2 separate regions of the Homo sapiens genome follow, and region 2 is linked to region 1. The links are chromatin loops, found by intact Hi-C in ENCODE. Cell type or tissue: MCF 10A. All regions are shown on one strand. Links, peaks and the distances in the headings refer to the core of each region. The heading gives the core; the rest is flanking DNA. Region 1 holds the start of PLD5 (phospholipase D family member 5). Region 2 overlaps PLD5 (phospholipase D family member 5).

The links. Peaks named below come from ENCODE experiments on the same cell type or tissue, not always from the same donor. Only the 100,000 strongest peaks of a DNase experiment are listed, where the experiment ranks them.
Region 2: a loop joins it to region 1, with 4 times the contacts of the local background. A loop is called at or near these places in 6 of 110 quality-filtered maps.

Annotation. Positions count from the first base shown.
Region 1 is chr1:242,522,506-242,525,414 of GRCh38, reverse strand. It overlaps PLD5 (phospholipase D family member 5), which reads left to right and starts at 718. Exons shown (of 10, transcript NM_001372062.1): 1 at 718-1,327. The coding sequence starts at 1,139. In MCF 10A, for the core only: a CTCF peak has its summit at 1,257; DNase peaks (open chromatin) are centred at 554, 1,034 and 1,254.
Region 2 is chr1:242,466,662-242,469,570 of GRCh38, reverse strand. The region is part of intron 1 of PLD5 (phospholipase D family member 5); the gene reads left to right. Among named protein-coding and RNA genes, the nearest start is that of PLD5, 57 kb to the left of the region's middle. In MCF 10A, for the core only: a CTCF peak has its summit at 1,845; a DNase peak (open chromatin) is centred at 1,840.

The DNA of each region.
Region 1 (2,909 bases), core at 153-2,652:
GCAGTTGGGCCACGTCCACCTAAGGAACAGTCACCGCACAAGCGGAGCGTTGCAGAGGAGCCCTGGATCACCCTCCCAGGATCGGAATGGGTGCGGCCCGGGGAGCCCGGTTCTAGGTGGACACCGAGGGCTGGGGAGCAACCGGTCCCGCGTGCCTGCCCGAGGGGCTACTGCCCCCGGGCGTATTTGCATCGCCACACCATCGGATGAAAGTAGCGTGTACGGCTCCAGAAAACACATGTCTCTCGGCTATTTTCAGGGGGGAATGCTGGGCACCCTCTGCTCTAAGTCCCTTGGGGTGGGAAGTTAGTGAACTTTCAGAATGGGGGAAGGCGCAGCCCAAGCGAGCCGGGGGCAGGGTGAGGGGGCGCCGCTGGATAGAGATGGGGGAAGGGCGGAGGTGGTTTCCTGAGTGTCTCCCTCCGGAGCCATCCCCGCGCTCAGCCAGCAGGACCGAGGAGGCGCGGAGACGGCGCTCACTTCTCCCCTCGCCTGCCGGCTTTCCAGTAAAGATGCGCCAGGGAGAGGTGTAGCCTGCTCGGGAAAGGCGGGTGCGGAGCGGGAGCGCGGCCGCCCGGGCCTGGGCGCGGCGGGAGGGGCGGCGGCGGCTCCTCACTGCACCAACCTGCAGGCGCGGGCTGGCTGGGCCAGCCGCGGCCCCTCCCACCGCACCCCACCCCCGCCGCCGCCGCCGCCCCGGGAGCCGGCCCGGGTCCCAGTAGGTGCCGCAAGGAGCCGGCGAGCGGAGCGCCCGCTCGGGACCGCAGCCGCCGGGCGACGTCGCCGCCGCACCGGGCACTTCTGTCTCCCCGGAGCAGGTTCCTTTCCCTCCCTGTCCCCTCTCGTCCCCCTTCTCCCCGTCCGTCCCCCTCCGCCCCCGCCCCCGCCCCCGCCCGCACCTCGCCCTCCCTCCTTCCGCCCCGCGCCTCCCGCGATCGCCCCCTCCCGCCCGGCCGCGCTCCCAGCTGGCGCTCAGCACCCCGCGCTCCCCGCGCCCGCTCGCTCCTCCAGCTCCTCCAGCTCAGTCTCCAGCTCCACCTCCGGCTCCCGCTGGGCCTCCCGCTCGCCCTCCGCGCCCGGCTCCCCGCGCGCCCGTCCCGAGTCCGCTGCTCGCCGGCGGCCGCCCGGTCATGTCAGGATGGAGATCCGGCAGCACGAGTGGCTCTCGGCCTCCCCCCATGAGGGCTTCGAGCAGATGAGGCTCAAAAGCCGCCCCAAGGAGCCCTCCCCAAGCCTGACCCGAGTGGGCGCGAACTTCTACAGCAGCGTCAAGCAGCAGGACTACAGCGCCAGCGTCTGGCTTCGGAGGAAAGACAAGCTGGAGCACGTAAGGGCGACTCGCTCCCGGGGGCCTCGGCCAGGCACCTGCCGCATGCACCCTCCCCGTGGTGGTGGCATGAGCGCGCGCGGGGCGCGGGGGGCAGGCGAGGGGATCCTGGCAGGCGCCGACGTCCTAGGTCGGATTCGGGGGCTTCTCTGCCTGCAGTTTCTTGCCTTAATGACCGGGCTGCGGGGAGGGGAGGGCAGGTTCCCTTTCAGGCTCTTGGTCCCTGCCGACCCGACCTGCCCACCTGCGTCTCCCGGTAGGGTTCATTTGCACGGGGTTCTGGAGGTGCCTGTGCAGAGTGAGCACGAAGGGGAAGTGCCACCAGCGTGGCTCCGAGCAACCTGGCGTTGCATGGTAGTGGGCTTTAGAGCGGCGTTTGCCCGCGTCTTTGGGGGCTGTTTTACTCAGTCCAAAAACTAGCAAATTAACGAATGAGTAAAGTTGGCGCCGCTAGCGACCAGCGTGGACCCGCGCACAAGCCATTAGAGTTTTTTGCAGAGTGTCCGCTGGGATGAGCAGTTGGTGATCCTCTCTACTTGAGCCCAACTAGGGAGAGATTTGCGCGTTGCAAGGAGAAAGGCTAAAAGCGAGCGGATCGTCGGGCTCCCCAGAAATCCTCCCCTCTGGAGGGTGGGAGCCGGTGAGAGGGGACCTCTACTCCCAAGGAGTGCCGACTTCACGCGAAGTGAATTGGCTCTGGAGTTGAGCTCCTAAGGCTTGCTATTTTGAAAGAAAAAAAAAAAACCTTCTAAAAAGGCGTTTAGTGGATCCACAGTTTCAAATTTGATCCATCAGCATCTTCTTAAACCAAATGTTAAAATTAAACTAAGAGAATTATCTCAAGAGTGCAGCACAACTAGCTAAGGAGAAGATGCTATTTCTCCCTGCAGAGCTGCAGAATCCAAATTGAGTCTGCTAATGGAATGTGGAGGTTTCCTTGTATTTGGGTCAGGACGCCAACAATGATAAAAAAGATAAGACCAAGAACTCCTGGAACTCACGCATTTCCAACTGCTGCACCGACCTGCTTCCCATCTGCCCCCCAAAGCACTCCTCCTGGGCTCTGCAGCACCAACAGGCTTCTTCCCAGGAGGAAACACGCGAAGAAGGGGCATTTCTCTATTATAATAATCTGAAAGGAAGGTCTGTGCCTGCTTTCTGAGGGCCTGATGAAGTCACTGAAAGCTCTAATATGAAGCTTTGAGTTGGATAACAGCACTATTTTATGTGTAGAGAGCCATTTGCTAATGTCAAAGGGATGCCTCATATCCTTAAGACTATGGAAGTCGCTGAAGGTTTCTAGGATGGCAAGTTGTTTGAAAGGCAACGTATCCATTAAACATGCCCTCTCCAGAATTAGTGAAGGGGCTGGTGGTGTTATTAGTTTAAAGGGGGCAAACAGCATCTTTATGCATTACATGCAAAGAGCATGTAATCAACCAATGATGTGGCTGATTTTAGTATCAGGGATAACAGTCTAGCCTTGGGAGGGTGATAGAACGTATCTTCGTTTTAGTTTCACTCTGAATGTATGTTCTTTTGCAGTTTGTGCTTTTAGCTGGTCTATTTCCTTTATTCTCTT
Region 2 (2,909 bases), core at 303-2,802, 56 kb after region 1:
CCACTGCACCCCAGCCTGGGCCACAGAGCAAGACCCTATCGAAAACAAAGCTTTTACAAATACATGAGAAAAGACAACTCAATAGAATAATGGACCAAAATGTGAGAAGGTGAAATTCAGAATCCAGAGACCAATAAATACAAGTGGACAATAAATACTTGAAATGTTGCTGAACTCACACATTATTATGGCCATACAGATTAGAGAAACATCACGATTCTGTTTTATGTCTATCAGCTTATCAAAAAAGAAAAATGATTGGTAACATCTATGGTCAGCGTAGGGCAGGAAAGCATCCCCATTTGGGAGAATGTAGGCACAGCTTCTCTGGAGATCAATTTGGCATACCTACTAACTCTTTAAACATCTATACAAGCAATCCCACTTGTAGAAATGCACTTTCAAGATACGCTGATGCATATATTTTTAGGATATTTATTGTGGCATTGTTTAAAGTAGTAAACAAAGAGGCAATCCAGATGTCCATTTCCAGGGGGACTCTTAAGCAGTTTGCAGCTAATCAGTCTAGTGTGGCAGTTACGACTGTGGACTTTGGAACCAGACTGCCTGAGTCTGAATCACGGCTTCACTGCTCACTAGCTGTATGCTCTTGAGGAAGTTATTTTTCTTCTCATGTCTCAGTTTTTTCATCAGTAAAGGGGATAAGAAATAGTACCTATCTTATAGGGTTGTTGTGAGTCATGGTTGAGTTAAAATGTGTAAACCACGTGGAGCATGATGCATAGTAAGAATTATGGAAGTGTTTGCTGTGGTTGTTATTGCTATTATTATTTTGTGAAATACCATTGTCATCAAAGAAATTGATGGGAAAAAGTATATATATATGTGTGTGTATGTGTGTGTGTGTGCGTGTGTGTGTATGTGTGTGTGTGTATGTATTTACATATGCTGATATTGACCCAGAATAGTCCATCATAAAAACTGTTAAGTAAAGAGTAGAATGTTTCAGAACAATGTGTATGGTAAAATCTCAATTAGTATAATAAAAATTAAAATCATGTTTGTAAAGGTCTGCAGATATAGGCACAACACTGTCCACAGTAATTTAAGAAGTAAGTTATTTAATTAATTTGAGGAGTGAAATGTCAGTGAAAAGTAAAGAAAGGCTATTCTATTTTACTTTGCCCCCAAATTACTTGAATTTATTTACTACAAGCTTATCTCACTTTGCAATGAAAAAAATAAGGATAATTTACGTATCTGGCTGGCATATTATGAGGCTATTACATACAGTTTGTCTGTATATTAGGTGTTGATCTAACCATCATATTGGAAAGATTATCCAGCAGCTTCCAGCATAACTTAAAAATGGCTCTGTTCAAAATTAGGTTACAGCCCATCACAAATGCTTAAAGTCAATAAATCACTATGAAAACTACCATTTGGGGATGTGAGTTGTTTTGGAACTCAAAATACTTTGGCTATGTTAAAAGACCTTGTTATGAAAATAACAGATTTTCATTTCCTCTCTAATTTTATAACTCTTGGCACTCCAACTTTTGTTTTGCTGTGAAATGTTTGAGAAGGAAATGAGTGTACACACAGTTTTATTTTCCAAAATAAATACAATTTTAATTCTGCCAAGAGATTGTAGGGCTCTGTGACATAGAGATATTGCTTTGGGGGGCGGTTCTACTGGGGGCACAGTGGAAGGGGCTTTCTTCAGAGCTCTGAACTCACTCATGAGTACCTAAGTCACAGATAGACTGAAACAGCTTATAAACTCTCTAACAAAGGCCATTTTGGGATGGTGCTTCTCAGGGATGCTTGGGAACCATCGTTCAGTAGTAAGGACTCCCATGCACACACACCACCTGGTGGGCCCTCATGGTAACTTCAATGATTGTGTCTTAGGAACGCCGGTTCTGTTTAACTTGGATTTTCCCATCATTGCACAGTGTTGAGAGGTCAAGTTAATGAAGAAGATCATATTTCTGTATTCATAACTCTGCTAGCTCCATTTTCTAGTGATAAGGGAGGGGATGAGGTAATTGCCAAATTGCTATATTTGGTCAAGAAACGAGATTGCTACAGGAATTCTAAGAAGACTACTTTTATTCTTTTTGGAGGAGCAAAGGGACTCTTTGCTATAAAAACCACAAAGCCTTTCTTTTCTTGCTTGTACTTAAAATGTTGAGAAATTTAAGCAGTACAAAAGTGCACAGACTACTATAACCACTACCTTCAAGATATCCAGAATTGACAAGTGTTAACATTTGGTAACACTGAATATACATTACCATTTTTAACTAAAAAGAAACAAAACATTGCAGAGAAAGACAAAGTTTCTTTTAGTAAAAATAATTTATTTATTAAATTTTATTATAATTAACAAGTGAGAATTGTTACAATGTGATGTTTTGACATACGTATTTACATTGTGGGATGATTAAATTAAGCTACTTAACATATCCGTCACTTCACAGACTTACCTTTTTTATGGTGAGGACATTTAAAATAGATTATTCTCACAATTTTGAAATATATTATTGTTAACTATAGTCACTATGCTGTGCAATAGATCTTGAAAACTTATTCCTCCTAACTGAAACTTGTTAGCCTTTGAACTACATCTTCCTATTTCCCAACCCTCCCCACTCAGCCCTGGTAACCAGCGCTCTATTCTATTTCTATAAGTTCCACTTTTTTTTTTTTTTGAGATGGAGTCTCACTCTGTACCGCAGGCTGGAGTGCAGTGGCGCAATCTCAGCTCACTGCAACTTCCGCCTCCTGGGTTCAAGCGATTCTCCTGCCTCAGCCTCCCCAGTAACTGGAAGTGCAGGTGCATGCCATTGTGTCGGGCTAATTTTTGTGATTTTAATAGAGACAGGGTTTCACCATGTTGGCCAGGCTGGTCTCGAACTCCTTAACTCAAGTCATCTGCCCGC